3 separate regions of the Homo sapiens genome follow, and regions 1 and 2 are each linked to region 3. A link is a loop called in an ENCODE intact Hi-C map of the cell type or tissue named here. Cell type or tissue: heart right ventricle. All regions are shown on one strand. Region 1 overlaps NLGN1 (neuroligin 1). Region 2 overlaps NLGN1 (neuroligin 1). Region 3 overlaps NLGN1 (neuroligin 1).

The links. Peaks named below come from ENCODE experiments on the same cell type or tissue, not always from the same donor. Only the 100,000 strongest peaks of a DNase experiment are listed, where the experiment ranks them.
Region 1: a loop joins it to region 3, with 15 times the contacts of the local background. A loop is called at or near these places in 50 of 110 quality-filtered maps.
Region 2: it touches region 3 in a loop (2.3-fold over the local background); 50 of 110 quality-filtered maps call a loop at or near these places.

The regions. Positions count from the first base shown.
Region 1 is chr3:173,552,473-173,554,972 of GRCh38, forward strand. The region is part of intron 1 of NLGN1 (neuroligin 1); the gene reads left to right. Among named protein-coding and RNA genes, the nearest start is that of NLGN1, 160 kb to the left of the region's middle. In heart right ventricle, a CTCF peak has its summit at 1,387 (motif pointing left); no DNase peak of the experiment used is centred here.
Region 2 is chr3:173,543,511-173,546,010 of GRCh38, forward strand. The region is part of intron 1 of NLGN1 (neuroligin 1); the gene reads left to right. Among named protein-coding and RNA genes, the nearest start is that of NLGN1, 150 kb to the left of the region's middle. In heart right ventricle, no CTCF peak of the experiment used is centred here; no DNase peak of the experiment used is centred here.
Region 3 is chr3:173,410,376-173,412,875 of GRCh38, forward strand. All of the region lies in intron 1 of NLGN1 (neuroligin 1), which reads left to right. Among named protein-coding and RNA genes, the nearest start is that of NLGN1, 14 kb to the left of the region's middle. RefSeq lists an enhancer at 1-446. In heart right ventricle, a CTCF peak has its summit at 1,482 (motif pointing right); no DNase peak of the experiment used is centred here; H3K4me3 peaks cover 651 bases; H3K27ac peaks cover 725 bases.

The DNA of each region.
Region 1 (2,500 bases), 140 kb after region 3:
CAGGACTTTTCCCTAGGTTAGCTGAAAAAGGAGTCCTTGATCCACAGCCACAAAACTTGAGGCTTGCAGACGATTTGAAGGGTGAGAATAATGGGATTTATTGGGCAAAAAGGAAAAAGGGGGTAACAAGGACTCTCCACAAGGCCAGAGTTCTTGCTAGTAGTCTTCCCACCTCACAGATTGAATTCCACGTTTCACACAGGAAGAGGAGGAGCCAGGCTCCTCCTGCCTGCAAACGGCATGAACTTCCTGAGTCTCTAGCTGGGCACGCAGGCCAGTTGCAGTTTTGCCAGGGAGCCCTTCCCACCTGGCTGTCTCAGCATCATTTGTTTATACATGTGTGGTACTGTTAATGTTTTGTCATACTTGTATGTTTATATAACACACAGTAGTGTGGAAAAACATGCTATATTTTTGAAACTTGAAATCTGTATGAGAAATTCTATTTAGATCCTGTTACTCAAAATATGATCCATGGATCAGAGACATAAAATCTTGCTAAAAATATGTTCTCTCTGTCCCTGGCTCAGAACTATTAAATCAAGTACTATGTTTTAGTAAAATTCTCAGGTAATTCAGTGCACATTAAAATTTACGGGGCAGTGCGTTAGATCACAAAGCTATTCCTGACTTTGGAGCTCCTTATGCCTCCAAATTGTAAATACTTGGAGGATTCGCCTTGAAAATCCAAATTCCCAAACTATGGGATCACCATAGTTAACTAGTACCTTAAGAAATAAATCTGGATAAAAAGATAACTAATTGCCTGTGAATAGATGCAAAAAGGAAATTATATTATTTACTAAGCCTGATCCCAAGACCTAAGGAAACATCAAGAAGAGGTTCTAAATATATGAAGGGTTGTCCACTAGAATAGGAATGGCAATTACTCTTTATAGACCCAGAGAGAATTAATTACTAGGATCAACAAATAGAATTCACAGGAAGAGAGATTTTGGTGCCAGATAATTGAACTATGTGTAAGTGCAATGCTTTTTCTCACAAATGAAATCTATTTATCTCCTTTCTTCAAGCCGAGGTTTACCCAATATCTGTCATGGGCTCTGTTGAAAGAGCCTCATAAGTAAGAGGTTTGAACTGAAAGACTACAGAAAAATGACCTCAGAGGTCACTTTGAAGTCTGAAATTCTAGGATTTGTCCAGTCAAGGAATAACAAATGCCTGTGAATAATTGAATATATGTGACAAGTGAAAAGAGAACTGTTTGAGTGAACATAAGTAGTGGTTAGGTTTAACAACTAATAAGAATAATCAGCTACACAGCCTGTGCAGATTTAAGAGGCAAATTATATGTTTAGAAAAGCCGACTAACAGAAGGGCTCTTAGCTATTTTGTGAAGACTTGGAAAGTTACTCATTGAGCCCTCTGCTGGCTGATATGCAGGGCACTGATTTTTGGATCGGAAAGGAGACTAAATTTTCCCCCTGGGAATAATAGGTGATATTCGCACATCAAAGAGAAGTAGTGAGAAAGAGCAAGGATAAGTTGATTAAGATGGCTTATGAGAACTGCAACTTGTTTGATTCTTGGACATTTATTTTTGATTATCTTTGTAATAGCAGTTGATTCAATTGCTACCATATGGTGACACCAGCAAATAATTTTAATTTTTTAATATTTGAATCCACTTTATTTTTAAAATCTATGTGGGGAATTATAATTCTATAAAGCTTCCAGATAGTATAATTAATAAAGTACTAGCAGTTTCCAAAACTAAAAATTAAAGATGATTTAGAATTACTTTAGAAGAGAAACACACCTGTATGAAGTTTCTTCATGTCTTTCTGTATGTTTAGAAGCATGTTTATTTTCAGACTAAATCTACAGTGAAGGTTAAGTTACTATCATTTCTAGAATGCAGTGGTAAGAGAGAGAATCCAGTGTATGGTAATGAAAAATACCCACTGTAGAGTATTTCCATCATCCCCAAATGAAACATATCATCATCCCCCGAAGTTCCTCCCATTGTGCATTTTTTTCTCAGTCAGTTTGTAACACCTGCACAACCCAGAAAACTACTCTTCTGATTTTAATTAATTTTGCTTCTTCTAGAACTTCAGTAGAAATGAATTGTGTTTGACTTCTCTGGATTTGAAAGATTCACCCAGGTTGAGTTTATCACCAGTTTCTTCCTTTTTATTGATGAATAGTATTCCACAATTTATCAGTTCCCATGGTGATGGACATTTAGCTTATTATCAGTTTTTGGTTCCTTTGAAAAAAGCTGCTATGAATTTTTAATTTCTCTTCCATAACCATCTAGGAGTGGAATTTCTGGTTTTTAGGGTAGATGTGTAACTACAGAAATCTCTCAAACTGTTTTTCATAATAATTTTAGGTTCATTTATTATGAAGAAGTTATATATTCTCATAAGTACTGTATGTGTGAGAGCTCAAATTGCTCCATTATCTTGCCAATATTTGGTATTTTTTGGCTTTTTTGTTTTAGCCCTTCTAGGGGATGAGAAATTGTATCTCA
Region 2 (2,500 bases), 130 kb after region 3:
TGATGATTCCGACAGTGTCCACTGAGTGAAAAGTTTATCAGAAGATAGCAAGCGTATTCTAATATTGTGTTCTGAAACACGACTAAAAGAGCTTGAATAAAGCCAGATATTATAAGTGAAATTCTTGTAACAGTAACCAAAGAACCTTGGATTTTTAAAAATAAAACTTCTATAGGATTGATAATGATTCTTTTATTTATATGTGCAATTTAAATTGTTTATTGAACTCTAAATCTGTGCTAGTCAGTATAGTAGAAGATAGAAATAAAATGGCATAGAAACAGACACAATCTTTGCACTCATGAAGCTTAGAGACAAGTACAGAGAGAATTGTAATACAGGATAAGTTCAACAAAATGTTATTTGTTATGAAACATAGGTGAATGACAGTAAACCAAGGTTTGAGTGCAGTGATAGAAGTCAGGGAAGACTTCTTAGTGGGAATAATATCTTAGATGAAATCTAAGTGATATATAGAAGCCAGGCATCTAAGAGGTTAAAGATGAATGTTTCAGAGAAAACTCCTATGGAAAATTCTGAAGTATGGATAGAAATGTGGTATAATTGAGGAACAGAATGTTCTGAGTGCTTGGAGTATTATGTTGAATTGCGGGTAATAGTGGAATAAGGTGGTAAGGCATAATAGCATGCCAAGTCATCATAAAGACATTGCCTTCTTCCAAAAAGAAAAAGAAAAAAAAGGAAGCCCTTATTTAATTTTAAGTAGTAAAGTACCAAGATTATATTACGTGTGTGTGTGTGTGTGTGTGTGTGTGTGTGTGAATTACTCTGGCTGCTGTGTGGAGAATGGTTTATAGAGAGCAGCAGAGAAAGCAGAAAGAAGACTATGCATTTATTTCAGACATAAGGATGTGGCAATCATGACAGAGAAAAGTAGATGTCATAAAATAGGTAGGTTCTAGTAATTGATTGGCTATCATGAATGGGGAAAAGGACTCAATAAGCACCCTAATTCTAGCTTGGGCAACTATGTAGCCGTATAGTGGCTACCAGTTCCATTCCCTGAAAATGAGACTACAAGGAAAGGATTTAATTTGAAAAAAATCCCTTGAGACAAGTTTGAGATACATTGAGTTTGAATGATCTGTGGGATATCCAAATAGAAATGAAAAGAAAGACCATTATAAGAAAGACCAGGAAAAAAATAAGTTAAAAAAAGATTTGGCCTAGATATACAGATTTGGAATTTTCAGTACATAGGTGGCAAATTAAATCACAGAGTTCATGTTATAATCAAGAAAGAGACTATAGGATGAAAAGGAAAAGGGCGCAGAAGAGAAAACTAAGGAACCTCAACATTAAAGACATGGGAGACCAAGAAGTCCCTAGAATTAGAAAGAACGGGAGGGAGAGGTATCACAAAAACCAGGAAGAGAAATTGTTGCAAGAGGTAGGGTGTAAATAACCAAAAATTTGAAATGATACTGATGGATCAATATATGATAAAAGATAAAAGTTGTCTATTATATTTAACTATAAGGAGGTCATTGATAACTCTGCAAAGTTTTGTGTGTGTGTGTGTGTGGTTGTTTTTTTTGTTTGTTTTGTTTTGTTTTGTTTGAGATGGAGTTTCACTCTTGTCGCCCAGGCTGGAGTGTAAAGTCGCAATTTCGGCTCACTGCAACCTCTGCCTCCCAGATTCAAGTGATTCTCCTGCCTCAACCTCCCAAGTAGCTGGGATTACAGGCATGTGCCACCACACCCGGCTAATTTTGTATTTCTAGTAGAGATGGGGTTTCACCGTGTTGGTCAGGGTGGTCTCAAACCGCTGACCTCAGGTGATCCACCCACCTAGACCTCCCAAAGTGCTGGGATTACAGGCATGAACCACCATGCCTGGCCCTCGGTAAAGTTTTTATTATCAAAGATGAATTGAAGCCAGAAAGGCAGAAATAGAAAAAAATGTACATTTCAGAAAACTTACAACTTTAACAAAGTATGTGGAAATACACTTTCTTTAAAGCTTTGTCAGGAGAGAATGTAGATTATGCTAGGTTGATAAACAGATTGGTTTTTTTAAAAATCTGAGGGTAATGGCCCCACCATCCATCCCATTACTGGCTATATACCCAAAGTATTATAAATCATTCTAATATAAAGACACTTGCACATGTATGTTTATTGCAGCACTGTTCACAATAGCAAAGACTTGGGAACCAACACAAATGCCCATCAATGATAGACTGGATAAAGAAAATGTGGCACATATACACCGTGGAATACTATGCAACCATAAAAAAGGAGGAGTTCATGTTCTTTGCAGGGATATGGATGAAGCTGGAAACCACCATTCTCAGCAAACTAACACAGGAACGGAAAACCAAACACCACATGTTTTCACTCATAAGTGGGAGTTGAACAATGAGAACACATGGACACAGGGAGGGGAACATCACACACTGGGGCCTGTCAGGGGGTGGGGGGCTAGGGAAGGGATAGCATTAGGAGAAATACCTAATGTAGATGATGGGTTGATAGG
Region 3 (2,500 bases):
TGGGTGGGACATGGTGCTAGGCACAATGGAGAAGGCAAAGATGAGTCAAACGCTACCTCAATTGTGACAGTCCTTCTTTATTCACCTGGAGTTTTTGAAGTTAAGATATGGTGTTCTACATCCATGTTTTTGTTAATGCAGGGGAGATTGGGCTGCTTTTATTTCACTAGCACATGGAAGGAGGGATAAAGCATTTAGAAATGGTGAAATTGGCAGCTTTAGAAAATTCAAGAACTCTATCAGCATTAGAATGTGAAAACATTTGAGTCATAGGCTTGCTAGGGGTGAGTATTTAATAGGTGCCTTTGTAAAATCTCCAAACTAGGCTGTATCATTTTCTATACATGTTTAAATCTCTTAATTACAAAGCAACTTTAATTATACATAAAGTATGCCACTTCAATCATGTTTTAATCACACATAAAAAAATTAAATTTATCCCAAAGTTATTTTCTGCATTTCAATTCTGATTTTTAAACTCTGGCATATTCTGTACCAAAAAATTGCATTAAGCTAATGTTTATGCTTGCACATAATCCCACACTTTCAAGGCAACACTTAAAATATTCAGAAGAGCTTCACAAGAGGGAGTAGTTTAATTCTGTTGTTGACTCAGAGCCATTGTTCTTCACAGTTACAGCTCCGCTGGCATAGGCTACATATGGTCACTTGTTTTCTCAGTGTACAGAGTGATAATGCATTAACATTCTGGCTGGTGGTGGAGGCTGTGCTGTGCTTTAGAGAAATATAGCAGGGAAGATGTGCTGCCTCTTTGGCAGAAAAGAGGGCAAGATCAGCATGAGAGAGCCTGCAGATTGCTATAAACTAATCATTGGGACTGTACACTGTGGTGGCTGACCTAGAAGTCAGATCATTCCCTTACGGAGTCTAAATTTCAAACATTGTCTGTCTGTGAGTAGGACTTACATTGAAAGAGTGGTCATCAGAGAGAACTATGGACCACAGCCACAGAAGGAAGTTTTGCCAGCTTCCTTCACCACTGCCATTCAGAGGTGCTGTTCTGGAGCCCTCGGTTGCCACTTGGAAGAGACTTTTTATGATCCCACTTTTGCTCTAATCATGGCTATGTAGGCCCCAGGTCAAGTGGAGTGCTGGGCTGGTGACTGATGGCCCTGTCAAGGTCCATTAGAAGTAGTACTTAAGTACTTTCTTAGGTCATTAGTATTAGGCAACAAGAATGGGGGATTTTGGCTGGGGTTTAGTAAACATGACTTTTCTTAAAGCTTTTGCAATTTCCTTTTGTGTATATGAAGTGAGGAAAAAAGGCCACGGAAGATATTAAGCATCTATTCCTACCCCGCCCTCCAAACCCCCTCATCTCTTATCTAATATTATTCCATGTGGGATTGTGTGCCAAGAGACATTTCCAGTTATGAGGGCTTCTACCTACTTTTTCCTGCTTCTCTGGGTTACATCTGTGGTTGCGAATAGAAAAATTAATACTAGTGGCAGCACCAGAGGGAGCCACTTACACACTTTTGTTTCAAGCAGTGACGAAGCTGACAGTAAGACTTAAAATGCAGAAATATTAAGGTTTAATTGTATTTTCTGAAAGAGAATGGCAGAAAAGTAGATGATATGTAAAATCTGTTAGCAGCAATTCCAAATTATGGGACTAGTAGCAACCACTTTCTCTCTCTCACTTGAAATATTTGTGAATGGTAATTGCCTGGCTGCAATCCAGAAAGTAAATCATATTTCAAAATGTAAAATTGTGTTTGGAGCAAGAAGTATTCTCTCTGATCCTGGAATTGTCCCTCTGCAGAATACTATTAGCAAGTTTGCATGTTTGAAACCTATACCAGTTTACTGTTTTTGTAATGTTAATGATGCTACCAAAAATAAAGAATGAGGAATTAAGACTAAAACTTTTCAGATGCACATGCCAGTGCTCAATGCATTCTCTCTCACTCTGACACACACACACACACACACACACACACACACAGTGTGCACACATATTTGCACAGGTGATTTTGCTGTAGAGCATTAGAACCAGGATTTTGTAAGGACATCAGGTAAGCTTGCTCTTGAGTACTATGATAGGGTTGAGAGAATTAAAATCCTGAAAGGAAAATAGAATGTATTTATCTTTATTAGCACACTGACCTTTTTTTTTTAATGAGGAAATAGTCAAATGCATAAAGTTCTGAGTGAAACTCTATCTTAATTACCACACTAACAAAATATTTCAGGAAAATATATTGATTCCAACTTCTTGGAGGGAAGGTTTCCAGCCCTTCTCTTGTTTTGTCTTGGCTGATTCTAAACCAAATTATAAAAACACTGGAAAGGAAGAATTGCTATAGTTCTTCTTTGAACAACCACAAAAAAAGCCGTATTCTTAGTACTGCTCAGCCTTCCTCCACCCCACTTTGACAGCATCAGGCATATCCAATAACATACTTTCACAAGAAGGGATTCTATGAAATTAGATGATCTCCTTTGGCTCTGTAATGGTACTTTTTTGGCCTGATTG